2 separate regions of the Homo sapiens genome follow, and region 1 is linked to region 2. Evidence: read pairs that join two places in POLR2A ChIA-PET (ENCODE). Cell type or tissue: Caco-2. All regions are shown on one strand. Links, peaks and the distances in the headings refer to the core of each region. The heading gives the core; the rest is flanking DNA. Region 1 overlaps ATOSB (atos homolog B). Region 2 overlaps RUSC2 (RUN and SH3 domain containing 2).

Region 1 (7,272 bases), core at 1,262-6,261, 410 kb before region 2:
CAGAAGGGTGTGGCTTTGGCATCAGAACTGTTGGCAGCAGTAGGGTGGCCCAGGGATCCCCGGCGCCTCCGAGGGGCTGGCCCCTCTTCCTCAGAGCTGACATCTGGGGCTTCTCCAGCAGGAAGCAGCCTTCGCTTGGTGGGGCAGGGGCCTGGGGGTCCAGGGCCAGGGGGTGTGTGCTCGGGACTGTGCCCATTGGCAGTGCCAGGGGACTCCCTAGGCCAGAGGCTACCCCCATTGCCCACCCCAGCCACTGGGCTCTTACCCCCTATTTGTGCAAGACTGTGCAAATCAGTGTCAAGTGTGTGCAGCTGGCCTGGAGGGGCTGGCCCTGGGGACTCCCCCAGGGACCCCTGTCCCCCTGGATCTGGGGAGGCCCAGTCTCTGGTGTGCAAAGTATTGCAGGAAGCATTTGATGGGGGGCAGGGGGGACTCCAGGCCCCCGAAGTCCAAGATGAGGTGACACTACTTCTCTGTTCCACAACACAGAGGCCACGGTGGGAGAAATGCTGGCTGGCCACACCTAGTCCCAGCCCCGGTCCCTCTGGGCCTAAGAGCCCCACAGTAGATGGTTCTTCAGGGGGTAGTCCCTCTCTGGCCCCCAGCCCAGGGCCTCTCTTCAGCTCCCGGGGACCCTCAGTGGATGGGGCTTGTCGTTTCAGGGCCCTATGAGGCTCAGAGGTACCAGCCGGAGGGGAAAAGATGGATACCTGGTAGACCCCGGGGGATGTCGCCCCCCCTGCTGGGCTGTAGCCCATGAGCAGGCCACCCTGGAGGGCCCCCTGCCTGACTGGAGGCTGTGAAGGGCCAGCCTCCGGCTCTGAGGATGGAGACGGCTCCGCCTGCACGTGGCGCATGAAGCCCCCCTTGGGTCAGGGGGGCCCCCCAACACGGCCTTTATGCTGGGCCTGGGCTGGGGGGCCTGGGGACATCTGTGTAAGAGAAGAGAAGAAAAGGTGGTCAGGGGAATCAATGAGTCTTCTTCCTTCCAGCTGAGTTTCAGACCCTCTCCTTGCCTAAAGGGGTGACTTTGATGGGTTCCCAAGGATGAATGTGTACAAATCCCTGGATGGACTAATGGAATATAGAGACCACTCTCAGAACTCCTGAGAGGGTGACAGGTTTAGCTCAGGCTTCTTACTGGACACACTTCCCCCTCTTCTCCCTGGTACTTACCCCGATGAAGAGGCCTCAAGCCTAGCTGTGCGTCCCCTCTTCCCAACTGATGCCTCGTGCCCCTAGCTTGCAGTCTGATCCATGCCTGCTGCACTGGCAAGGTGACTGCCACCATTCCGTGCAGCTCCTGAGCTCAGCAGGACCCTGAGGAGAGAAGAACAGACGTAAGCCAGGATCACTGGAGCCAGCGGTAAGGCCTGTCACCAATTATAGGCTAATAGTACACTCCAGGACATCCTTCTCCCATGTGAGAGGCTCTTCAGGAACAGAAAGGGTAGGCTTGGGGTCCAGGGCACAGATGGCAGAGTTGGGCTACCTAAGGAGTCAAAGAGGCAGGTCTTGGCTCAGTATAATAAGGATGTGACAAGTGAGTTGAGGTAGAATAACTACTTGTCAGGGCCACCATTTGAGGACTCCTGCCCTACATGGAGGAAGGGATGAGAGACCCCCAAGATCCAAGAGACCGTGTCAGCTGAGAGGCGGCCAGGGGAAGAATTCAGCTTTCTTACTCAAAGCCACCAAATTGCACAACTCCTTCTTATATGTCTATCTCCAAAGGGACAAGTGCCATCCTAGGGCACTAAGGGCAGAGGTCTCCCACACAGTTATACCCCATCAGCGGTCCTCAGAGGTACAAATTTCAAGTCAGCTCAGAGCTGGCCTTTCAGCCCTGAACTCCAAATTGCCTCCAGCAGCCTGTCTCTTTAACAAGAGGCAACAAATCCGACCAAAAACAAGAAGGGGAAGGGGAAGGGGTCACTGCCAGAAGGCACTTTCCAGGGCCCTCCCGCAAGGCCCTGCAAACTAGAGATAAGGCCGCAGCAGTCAGTCAGCTGGAAGCAACTAGGGAGTACCTCTCCACGCCCCTCCCCCAGTGCTCACACACCCAACACCAAAACCCCAAACCACGGGTGCATAAGATGGTCTTCACTAACTATTCCAGCCCATACTAGGGTGAGGGGAATGTCAAGTTGAAAGCCAGCTGCCCCCAGGGTCAGCCTTCTCTTTTGCTGTCTGACATTCACGGTGCTCTTTCCCCTTCAAGAAGTGCCCTTTGAATGCCTACCCAAGACTTTTCCTCCTTGGATAGGTCAAATGCCATCTCCTCCAGAAAGTCTGCTCTGTCCACCCCAGACCATAAGCATCTCTCCCTTCTCTGAGACCTCACCTATGGCAGTGTTACTACTTCCTGTAAGCTCACTAACAGTTCTGCTCACTCCTGTGGGTAAGGCATCTTCTAGACCGACCATAGAGTTCCTGAGGACAGATCTGTGTCCCACCCCTCCATCCAACCCCAAGTACAGGGGTAAGCACACAGCAGGGCTCAAAAAAAGTAGAATGCAAGTCCCAGACATCTGAGCAGCAGTCCTGAGAGTGGAGAGAAAAATTTCCCAGATGAGAGAAGCAGAGAGATTAATTGTACAAGGGAAAATCAGGAACAGAGGTGGGGGTGGGGAGCAGGCAGAAAGGAGAGATTTGTACCCAGGGACTGAAAAGCTCTCCTACACCAAGTTCCCATCATTGTACCCCACTATCCCATTTCACCAAATTCTCCTAAGAATTGGGATCCCTAAGAAAATCCTGGTTCCCTGTGGTGGGCGGGATGGCTGGAAAGGGCAGAACACCAATCGCAACCTGCACTATCCTACCTGCAACCAACCTTGTCAGAAGGTACAACCTGCACTAATTTCTACCCTTCTTTCCTCCACCCAAGCCATACAGATTCAGGAGGGGCCTTTTCCCTAGCACCACCACTTCCAGGTCATCCCAGTTGCCCTCTTGACCCCTTGCCCTGGGGAAGCCAGGGGATGACATGATGCCCTACTTGACCCCAGCATACCTGGCATCTGCTTATTAACCCCAGAGCCCTCTCAGTTCCCACCCTGTCAACAAGACGCTCTATATTCACTCCCCTGCCACCCAGCCAGTCTGGCTCTAGACCATGGCTTCAAGCTGACTCATGGGGCAGGACTGCAGGGGAGGGGGGCAGGGCAGAGTAGGCCAAGCCTCACTCTTCGTTCAGGGGGTGGGCAGCAGCTGGCATCAAACAGCTGTGCCAGGCTGTGGCTGGCAAGGACTACAGCTCCCAACATGCTGAGGGAGCAAGGCCAGCAAAAACAACAAGTCCCAGAATACGTCTGTACCTTTAGACACTTTTGAGGCCTGGGAGGTGGGTGAGGTGGGTATTGGTATAGGTATCAGCTTCAAGGCTCATTCTCCCCTTCCCTTCAGTATTAAAGATTTCCATTTCTACCATGATCAAGGAGAGTGACAGGATGAATTCCTATCCATGTGCTTTCCACCCTCATCCTATGCAAAGAGAACTGCTGCCAGCTGCTCTCTATTTTGTCCCTACATACATCCACACAAGCTAGGGGGGCTGTTCCCACGGACCACCACTGTGGGTAGGAAGGTCGACTTCTTCTCTCTTACCAACCCCTCGGCCCCCAGCCTAGAGCCCTCTATCTTCAGAGGGGAGAGAGCAGACCTTAGCAGACTCTCTAAACTAAGCCAGGCAGACTCACCTGACTCCTGGACTCCTTCTTCTGGACGATCCCTTACCCCCTGCCCAGCCTCCCAGGTCCCTTCTCACTCCTCTCCTCCCCACAGCCTGGGACAGGCCCCATACTATACTGGAGCTTCGGAGATTTGCTCTTTCCCTCTAGCACACTCACCCCGCTCCCAAATTGGCTCCGCGGAGGTGGCCGCTGCTCCGGGCCCTTCCGTCCCGTCCCGTCCCGGTCCCTCCCCTTGGTTCCCCGGTCCTCCCTGCCACGGGCCCCCAACCCAGACAAAGGGTGGCTCAGGCTGAGCCCTGCTCTGCTAGGCTCTTCGCTGTTCAGCTTCGTGTGCAACACTAGCGGGCCCTGGCGCCCGCAGCCCCCCAGCCGCTGCCGCGCCCCTCCCTGCGACGGTCCCTCCCCGGGGCCGCCCCGGCTCCGCGCCGCCGACTCCACTGCCCCTCTGACTCACAGGCCATTTCCTACCAGCTGATGGGGCCGCCCGCCCCGCCCAGTGCCCCACCACCCGCGCCGCGGCGGCCACGGCCGCCACGCCCCCCTCAGGCTACGCCCTCCCTGGAAAGCGACCATGCTCATTGGTCCATAGGAAGCCAGCCTCCCCGCGACCTCAAGTGCGAGGCACGCCCCCTCCAAGAGGCACACGCCTATTGGTCCATAAGGGGGTAGGCTTACCCAAGGTCGCTCCGCCCTTCTCCTTAACCCGACAGCTGCCGGAGTCCAAAGCAACACCCTGCCCTGCCATTTAACCCTTTCAAAGGCGTAGGCCTTCCACATCTTACCCCTCCGCCCTACTCCCCCGCCCTTCCTCCTTCCAGGACGGTTAATAGGAAGCCCGAGGGCTTTAAAGATACGGTTTGACAACCCTCAAAGTCTGCCTGCTGTCTATACCAGACCCCAGACCCCAAATACCTCACTCCCATTTGTCTTTCCCCACCTTCCAAACCAAAGCTTCAGAGCTGGAGAACTAGTGAAGCCCAGGAAGCTTCCTCCATGCCAGAGAAGAAAAAGGCCTGAGGTGGGACCCTATCTCCTTCCATGTTAAGAAGTGGTACTTTTCCCTCTGTTACTCTTAAATTGATGTTCTTTTGCCTTCTTTAGAGGAGCCCCACGGGTTCCTAAGATAGGGATACATTTTAATCTCAGGGACCAGCATTATTCTTTGTGCCTCTGAACTCCCTTTCTGAGATCAGCCTGCCAGCACTCTTTCTACTCACAGGCCCATGTTCAAGGAGACAGAGCATACAGGGAAGTGGGATAGGAGAGCTTCTGCCCAGAATGGGGGAAATGAGCCCAACTCTTGTGATGGAGCTCAACCCCATGACTCACAGCTCCCTCAAAACTATCCACCCTCCCACTGAGTCACTGGGCCCCAGCCCAGTTCAGACCCAGTCAAATCAAATGGCAGCAGAACCGGCATCCCTAACCCTTGTCCTCCTATTCTTTAAATGACCAGGATGGAAACCTTTGCAAGGATTGAGCATTCAAAGACACTTTCTAGAGGGTACTCTAGAGGTAAACTAAGAAAAGCAATAGTCCTGTCTACCCTGCCCTCTGCACTTGTCAGCAAGTCGGATAATTTGGGACTTAGGAGGCTTTTTCTCCCGGTCCTTCACAGAAGCAGGAGGCAAACACCAGAGCCAAAGAGGGAAAGTCCATTCTTCTACAGTTCAGAGGCCACAGAGAGCCCAAGGTCCTTGTTTCTGCCTTGCCTGTGCTGTGGACCCCCCAGGGCCCTGAGGTTATATCACTAGATAGTAAAAAGAGGCTCCTTCCTCTTCCCCCTAGTCCCTCAGTCCTAGACTTGGGAGACACAAGCAAGTAACAGTCCCTCTAAGCTCCCTTCTCCTTACCTCACCCTAGACCACCCTTTTCAAGAGGAAAACTCTGAATAAGAACCCAGTTCCCTTGGGCTGACTTCCTTGCCGGTTCCCTAGTGTAAGGAACAGGGTTAAGGAAATTTTCAATGCCCTTGTCAAAATTACAGTGTATCAATGTAAGAGCCTACTTGCCTTAATAAAAACTTACTAGGAAAACAGAGACGTAGAACACTGTAGGAAAAAAATAATCCCTTAGCAACCCCACCTTATTCTATCTTTCTGCCACTACCATAGGCCAGGCCTTGGTTACCTACAAAGGTCAGAGGACAATAGTTCAGGGTGAAGGATCAAAGATGTTCCAGGCCTCAGTGTACCCTGGGAAAGCAGCAGGGTACAACCAAGAGGACTTACCACCAGGTACGGTGGCTCACGCCTGTAATCCCAGCACTTTGGGAGGCCAAAGTGGGCGGATCACAAGCTCAGGAGTTCGAGACCAGCCTGACTAACATGGTGAAACCCCGTCTCTACTAAAAATACAAAAATTAGCTGAGTGTGGTGGCGCGCACCTGTAATCCCAGCTACTCAGGAGGCTGAGGCAGGAGAATCACTTGAACCCAGGAGGCGGAGGTTGTAGTGAGCCAAGATCGCACCACTGCACTCCAGCCTGGGTGACAGAGTGAGTGAGACTCCGTCTCAAAAATAAATAAATAAATAAATAAATAAATAAATAAATAAATAAATAAAGAGGCCTTACCTTCCTGCCCTAAATTTATCCTGCTTTATTTTTTTTTATATAGCGGTTATCACTACTTGACTTCTCCCTCCCCCTCCACAATTTCTTTCTCCCCTTAATAGAATGGAAGCTCCATGAGAGCAGCAACTTTGTTTCGTTCATGCTCATATTCCCAGAGCCAACATTAGTCCCTGGCAATGTTCAATAAACATTGACTGAAGAAAACAACAGGCCCTGGGCTGAGTGAACAGCAATCCGGCGATCTGGATCCTATCTTCTGCCCTTTCACTGTGACATCTGGGGAATCACAGTCTCTTTAGCCATAAATTTCCAAACCTGTAAAATGAGGTGTTTGTATAAACAATGACTGCTGAGGGCCTCTGCAGCTCTACAATTCTAATGACTGTTGTTCACTCATCTCCATATCAGAGGATAGCTCCAGGCATTCGAATGCTCTGCTGCCTGTACCAAAGCAGAAAGGCTATATCCTCCAGTCTCAGCACAGCAAACTGATGCCCTTTCTCTTCATGCCCCACCCACTCACACAAACCGCCCCAGTCCTGAGGAAGCTGGAGAGTCTGCCCTAGGCCCGCCCTCTCTGAGAGACTGTCTGGGAAGCAGTGTTGCCATAGCAATCAGCTCCTCCTCAAAAGGCTTCAGCCTGCCCTTTTTTACCCCACCCTACCCCAGGGCTTTGTCTGTCCTCAGCAGACCCACCCCCCTCCCCAGCCAGTCTCTCAGCTCCTGGGTGGTTGTGTGAGGAGGCTGGCTTGGGGCCCCTTTTAGCAACACTGTCACACTCATTTAGCCACTGTGTGGAACTCAAGCCTTTCCCACCCTCTCCCAGCCAGCCCAGGGGCAAAAAGAACTCTAGCACTCCATCAAATCCCCTCAGGGAAGCAGAGGAGCCCTCAAGAGAACTAGGTCCTAGCCTGTTCTGATAGTGCTTCCAAGCCTGGAGTGTGGGGAGCCACTCCCTCTTCCTCCCCTAGCTGTGGCTGGAACCTCACAACCCTTACTGGGT
Region 2 (7,272 bases), core at 1,072-6,071:
TTCCACCATAACTCGGTCAAATGGCCACCCCTACTTGCAGGGGAGGGAGAAATGTGGAATTTTACTTGGGTAGCATTGTACCTAGCCGAATATCAGGGTTCTGTTAATTTGAAAGATAAAGGGAGAATAAATATTTGATTGGCAACTAATAATCTGGGACCTGGAAAAGTGGGGAACTAATTTAATTCAGCTAAATTGTTTACAAAATAACAGCTCACACAAAGATACACATATACCACTGTTGAAAAGAGACTTATTTGGCTACGAGGCAAAGATTTAACATTAAAAATCCCGTTTTCTTGTAAAGAGTAAACAAGTGTTAGCTCATGTATGTCTCCAGCTTTGGTAGGAATACAGCTGTATGCATTTGACCTGAATCACTACCATGTAAAAGTGTCATACTTGTGATTTTTAGTACCTTGTCATTCATTAATATTCAGAGTATAGAAAAAGGCAGACCAACAGATTGCTGCTATTTTTTTTTTCAAGCCCACAGCTAACATCATCGATTGCTGCTATTTGAAACAAAGTCAAACAAGACCCAAATTAAGGGATTTGCTTATTGTTTTTCTCTATCAAGGATATTAGCTGTATATTATAGTAGAAAGAGCAAGGGCTTTAGATTGAGTCAGACAAAAATTGCAAGCCCAACTTCTCTACTTTCTGGGTCTGTGATCTTAGATAAAGTTTATCTCTGCAAGATCCTCAGTTTCCTCAACTGTAAAATAGAGATAATAATATCTACTTTGCACGGTTATCATGAGGATTAGAAATGCACTTATGGGCCAGACACAGTGGTTCACACCTATAATTCCGACACTTTGGGAGGCTGAGGTGGGAGGATCACTTGAGGCCAGGAAGTTGGGAACAGCCTGGCCAACATGGGGAAACTCCATCTCTACTAAAAATTCAAAAATTAGCTGGGCATGGTGGCGCGCACCTCTAATCTCAGCTACTTGGGTAGCTGAGGCACAAGAATCACTTGAACCTGGGAGGCAGAGGTTGTAGTGAGCCGAGATTGCGCCACCACATTCCAGCCTGAGCGACACAGCGAGATTCTTGTCTCAAAAAAAAAAAAAAAAAAAAAAAAGAGAAATGCGCTTATGACAAACATCTAGCATGGTGAGTAACATAGTAGATAATAAATAATTGCTAATAATATTAGAAGAATTACTCTTTAGCAATAAGTCATTTGTTTCCTCTAGCTTCTGGTGTGTGGGGAGGTATAACTACAAAGATTCCTAACCATTTCTATATCATTCTTAGGATGCTTCTATAGCAGTTTGCCACCTGTTTACAGAACCTGTAACTATTTGTGATGGTGCCCAGATTAAAGTCAGCCCTAAATTTTTGCTCACCCCTACCCCCATGCCTCTCATCCATATTTACTGTGTCCAAATCCATCTGTCTATTGATAGTTTCCTTGCTATCCACAGCCATACCACATATAGAATGGGGAGTGAGTTCAGGCCTGAGCCAATTCAAGTGTGGATTTGGAACTTGGGGGAAAGAAAAAAAAAGGCCTTGTAGGGGTATGGGATAGTATTAAGCAGAAACAGAAAGATAAAGATGGTTTATGGTTCATTCTACACTCCAGAATGATAATGCAATAAGCTAAATTCTATAGATGGTTTTGAAGTGTTTTATGTGAGGGAAATTAGCCAGTCTGTCAGCTCCAATACAAATAACCTCAGGATTCTTCCTTCACATTCCTCAGTGACTCCTCAGAGGGGAGTTGCCTCTGAGAACCGTGTCAGCCCTGTGGAAAGAGGATCTCTAGGCAGGCCCACCAGGGTCAGAATTCTAAGATACAGACCTTGCATAGAGAGGCCTTTAAGGTCTAGAGTAGGAGTCAATCAGCAAATTATGGTCCCTGCCAGGGTGTTTTCATTCATAAGCTGAGAATGGCTTTTACATTTTTAAAGAGTTGTTGTTTGTTTTTTTAAAAGGGAATTGCTAAGAAAGTAAATTTCAAATATTCTCACCAAAAGAAGGTAAGTATTTGAGGCAATGGATATGTTAATTAGCTTAATTTAATTATTCCACATGATATTCATAAATCATAGTATCACTTCGTGATCCATAGATACATACAATTATAAATTGTAAATTTACAAGAAAAAAATTTTAAAAAGATGTGGCAGTACTATATGGCCCACAAAGCTGAAATATTTACAGAAAGAGTTTGCTGATCCCTGATTTTGAGGCCTCTTCTCTGAAAGGAAGTGGGTCTCACCAGAGGCTGCAGGAGGTTTGAACATCTGTTTTGAATCCCAGGGTAGAGACTTACAGAAAAAGTAGGTGTCACCATCAACAAAGAATAGATTTCTAGTTCTCTTCGGGAGTTCCAGAGACCTGGCAAACTAACCCAATACTCAGGGATCGCTGGGCTAGAAAGACTGAAGGCTTGTGTTAGGTTTAGAATACAGTATCGCCTTTGTTCTGACTGAGCAGTAGAATACATCCCTCATTAATGTTGCTCTCTCAGGCCTTTTAGGCTATGTTCCAGTGAGTCCTGCTGCTGAATGCCACATCAGTGGGATACAGGCCCCAGATCAGTGTCCTGGGCCCACAAACAGGGGAGAATTAGCTTTGTGGCTGCTAGATAGACAAGGGAGTAAGTGAAATTGTTTCTTTTGCTTATGTATTTCTAAATTCCTTATTATAAGTTAGTGGAAATTAATACCTTATGTCTAGGTAAGCATATTCCTATTTCGTCTGTTCCTCAAACCAGAGGTGGGGATTATAGGCCTGAAAGAAGGGCACTGCATCTCTGGGCACAGACTGGGCCTATTTCCTAATGTGGCCACTGTGACCCTAGAAGAGGGAGGACACAGGAGAAGGCCAGGGCGCTCTGCCTGCATGCGTGGATGACCATGATATTTCTGAAATACTTTAGTCTAAAGACTACAGCATTTACATTTCCCTTATTCTTTTTATTTTTCAAATATTTTTTCCTACCACACACCAGAAGATGGATACAGTTAGTCCTTTTACTAGATGGTAAATATGGAGCTTTGAGAGAACAGGTACTCTGCCCCAGATGACCCAGCAAGTTGGAGGAAAACCCAAGAATGAAAGCAGTGTTCCTGTCTTTGGGCATCCTGCCACTATCCTAGGCATGGGTAGTTTCCAGATGGAGCTAAGATCAAACTCCTTTATCACTAGTGATCAAATCTGGTTGTTTCTAAGGCTGCACTGTTGTTCTGATGACCAAGTGGATCATCCTTGAATGACAGGGAAAAAATGTATTAAATGAGTCCCTCACCAGCCTGTCTTCTTGCCAGCACCCTGACTTCTTAAGGTATTAACATGTCGTGTCACTGATGATGACCTAGGATTGCAGGAAGATGACAGAGTCACTGTTCCTGTGTGCTTGGCTGCTCGGCTGTTTTGTTTGCACTTCAGCATTCCTACCTGGTGTGTGGTACATTTTTGTCATTCCACAGCAGTCTGCTGTGCTCCTGGCTCCAGAGTAAGCTAGTCTACATCTATTTACATCAGCTTTCCAGCTGTCAGCCTCCTCATGCTCCTGTCTGCCTGATGGGGCAAGTAGACACTCTGGCAGGAGCTGCCTTTCAGGGAGGTTAGCAGGATATCCACAGAGTTCCAGATACTGTAGTCAAAGTATAAAGTCCCTAGGACCCCAGTCTCTAGGTCTTGCAGGGATGAAGAAGCTTTCAGGAGATTATCTAGGCACAGCTCCTGGCCCAACAAGATTTCTATCCTAGTGTGTCATGTCTAGGAAAAAATCTCTGGTGGCAGATTTTCAAGGAATTTGATGTACGTGCTAAAAACTATACAGATCGGTTGAGGACTGGCCTAACCCATCCTCTGTCTCAAATTCCTATAAAACCCTCCCAAACAGGCTTTTTCTTTTTCTTTACAATGTCAGCACTCAGTGCCCTAGTCTGGGACTTATGACTGATAAGGCTGAGCTTCTGGGTAGTTGAGTGGCAGTCTTTCTTTGTTTTTATTCAGATGATTTCAATGCAGCCAATTTGTGTGTGTGTATGTGTGTACCCTGTCCAGAACAACAGGGCCTACCTGACTCAAGAGAGTACTATAAGCAACAGCTTTCAACTTGAGGTCCATCTGGTCCCAGAGGTTTGGCACTAGACAGCTGGACATATGAAAGCTCTGTTTGTTCCCCTTCGTCTTCCCTGTCCTGTTTAATGCTGAACTGTTTTCAACAAGACTTGCTTCCCGTAGAATCCAACTTAGTAACCTGGAGAAGCCTGAGGCCACTCCTGGAGCAGGAAGCTGCCCTAGATTTGGGCAGTAACCAGTAGAACTTGATACTGACGCCAGAGCGTAAAAATAAACACCTCCTACAGTTCTGTCTTAATCCATTGGCATCAGAGTTGCTATTATTAACCCATAGGCCTCACAGGCAGCTGTGATGGTCAGACAACAGCCTGGACAAAACCTATCCTGCCAACTTGGGATCACACTCTCTCCCCTTCACCTACTGGAATATGATCTGGGGCCCCAGGAGAAGCACCATCAGTCTAGGAGCATGCCCTACAACAGGTAACACTGGCGGTGGATTAGTATCTTTGGTTTTGGAGAGCCTTGAGGCTCCCAGGGCCAGCCTACCAGCCTAGAGTATGATGGCCACAGACAGGATGACTGATTCAGTCCTAGTGTGGGGGAGGAAAAAAAGGAATGTGACCCTTCCATTTCCTTTGGCTCTTTTAAAGAGATTTTGCCTGCCACTTCCCTGACCTGAAGACTTTAGATTTTCTGGGAAATTGGGACAGGAGAGAGGAAAGAGCTCCACTGGTCATCTGCCAAAGATATAATAATAATAATGACTTATTACTAAGCACCTACCATGTGTTGGGTACTTTATGTACAATATCTTACTTATTTTTACTTCAAGCTTTTCAGGGAAAATATGACAGTTTTACAAATGAGGAAGCTGAAGTTTTAGTGAGGTTGAGTGACCACCCAGAATTCCACAGCTGGCAAGTAATGTGTCAGAGTTGGACCCAGACTTGTCTTAACACCAAAATCCATGTTGTGAATCATTATAGAACCTAGGCTGCTGAATACTCAGGACCCAGGCCAGGCTTCAGCTACCTGCTTTTTAAATGTGGGGGCTTAAGTAAACAAAAATATATAAGTTACTCTCACTTTAGTCTTACAACTAAAGCAATAGTTACTGGTACACAGAAATGGTTTTTGCTGCCACCTGCGAGTGAGCCAGTCCCAGTGCTCTTACTGTCCATGGTGAGCTGGACTCCAGAGACTAGCAGGGCAAGCCTCCTGGAAGATGAGATGCCTCCCAGAGAAAGGCTTTGACTCTGCCTGAGGAGTCTCAGACCATGACTCCTCTGTAGAGAACATGGCCAGATTGGAACCTGGTTCCCCAGGGGAACAAGGCTTTGATGGTTCTGGCAGTCATGCTGAGGGAGGGGTGTACTTGAATAAAAAGATTCCTTGAAGGACAACTAGGCTTCCCCCACCCCTCTCTTTTTCCAACCTCCTCCACCCTGGCCCCACAACTGGCTTCTGTAATTCAATCTAGATTCTTCTCATAGCCTACTTTACTGTGCGTATGTGGCCTTTTATTTACAGCTTTGGGCATTCTGATTGGATAGCAGCTTCCTAGTCTGTGTGCTTCAGTCCACTGCCTGTGGGGTGGGGGAGCAGAGTACACTTTGATTTTTGCTTCCTGAAGCCCAGGAGCTAAAAGGAATAGCCAGAGGGCTGCCCACACAGCCAAAGGACTGACCACACTGAGCAGTCAAAGAGCAGCATAGGGGCCTTTTTTGTTCCAGCTAACTTTCTCCTGCAAATACACACTTGAGGGCCATCCTCCAAGCAAAGCAGTCTGTGCTGGGGCTTTCAGCATCCACCCCTCGTACACTGTCTCTGGTCTTGGTGGCTTCCTGCTCCCTTGCTGCTCACCTACACCTAGCATTGAGAGACTTTAGCCTGTGGGCCTTACTCACTGCTGCTCTCTCCATCACCTCATCTGAAGAACTCGGTCTGTCAAGGTAGGAACCAAATCTTTCCTTATTCCCTATAGTCTTCCTCTCTCCCCCTAATACATCCTCAAAAGAAATAGGGTTTACAACAAATTCCCAGTCTCTAGAGACTTACAGCTAGCAGTTAGAAGCCAGGCACCTGGGAGTATAGGTGTGTTTATGTGTATTTGTATTCATGTTGGAATGCAGGAGGTCATTTTTTTTAACACACTGCATAGGAACCTTCCCTTGGGCTCCAGGTTTTAATTTGGCTTAGGTTATAATTAGACCTGAAAAGGACCTTAAGAGGTCATCTGATTGAGCCCGCTGCTTCCAAACAGGTGCTACAAGTTGAGCTAAGGAGGGAATCAAATGGTTGGCCTAATGGAGAAAGGTGTATACTTTTGCTGGCTGGATCAGCAGAAGAAAATAATTTTTTGTTTTCTAGATTGAATCCCTTTTGAGCATAGAGACCCTAGGGGCAAAGCTAGGTTTATTATCATCAGATTTTAATGGAATAAAGAAAAGCAACTCTTTCAGCTCAGTGAGGTTCAATGGCTCTAGCTTATTCTTTTCCTGGGTATACTTTCCCAATGCTGCAGTCTCCATTTACTGAATTGGAGCCTTGGGCGCCTGGGGTCTTTTACCTTTTAGGCTGCTAAGCCCATTCTACTTCAGAGCCAAGCCTCTTCTGGAATGTTTGTCTTTGACTTTTGGGGGTGGACGTTTAGCTGAACTTTTCTACAACATATGTGAGAAGCCAAAAGCAAACCAAGTTCTGTGCTTCGAAAGAGGACTCTATATTAAGGAAGCCTAATAAGGCAGCAACTGGTGTGTCTGGGACAGCCCTTCAGGCTAGGCCCTTTCAACACACTCCCAGCATGCCGTCTGGCCTCACTTGGAGTCCAAAATAACATGATACGAGTTAGAAACAGTGGCCTCCTCAGCTAGCAGCAGCTACACTCTACTTGGAGGAAAGACAGATGACCTCCTGGGCATTGGCTGCTATTCCATTTATGGAATCAGACTCCTGATGCCATAGCCAGGTGCTCTCAGCATCTAAGAACTTGTTTATTCTCTCTTTACAGTTCAGTCCTAGACACCCACAGGAATCACTGTTACCACCAGTTCTGAAATCTCCAAATTCTTTGAGCCTCTCTCACACATTTCACAGAGAAGTACTTGTCCTATAGGAAACTCAGAGCCTCCATCTAATCTCATGGCAAGGGTGGAGGGTAGCTGACTTTCCAAATTCGTGTACAAAGTTTATTTCTGTTCTGGGAAGTTAGGTTTGCTA

What was found. Peaks named below come from ENCODE experiments on the same cell type or tissue, not always from the same donor. Only the 100,000 strongest peaks of a DNase experiment are listed, where the experiment ranks them.
Region 1: POLR2A ChIA-PET joins it to region 2 with 6 read pairs; 3 of 35 experiments call an interaction of 5 or more read pairs at or near these places.

What each region holds. Positions count from the first base shown.
Region 1 is chr9:35,107,418-35,114,689 of GRCh38, forward strand. ATOSB (atos homolog B) reads right to left here. Exons shown (of 9, transcript NM_025182.4): 2 at 1,177-1,320; 3 at 1-932. The coding sequence starts at 857. Among named protein-coding and RNA genes, the nearest start is that of ATOSB, 4.8 kb to the right of the region's middle. RefSeq lists enhancers at 1,910-2,054, 6,427-7,256, a cis regulatory region at 1,974-1,991 and silencers at 3,936-4,145, 4,206-4,475. In Caco-2, for the core only: no CTCF peak of the experiment used is centred there; a DNase peak (open chromatin) is centred at 4,314; H3K4me3 peaks cover 809 bases.
Region 2 is chr9:35,514,934-35,522,205 of GRCh38, forward strand. All of the region lies in intron 1 of RUSC2 (RUN and SH3 domain containing 2), which reads left to right. Among named protein-coding and RNA genes, the nearest start is that of RUSC2, 28 kb to the left of the region's middle. In Caco-2, for the core only: no CTCF peak of the experiment used is centred there; DNase peaks (open chromatin) are centred at 1,763 and 3,438.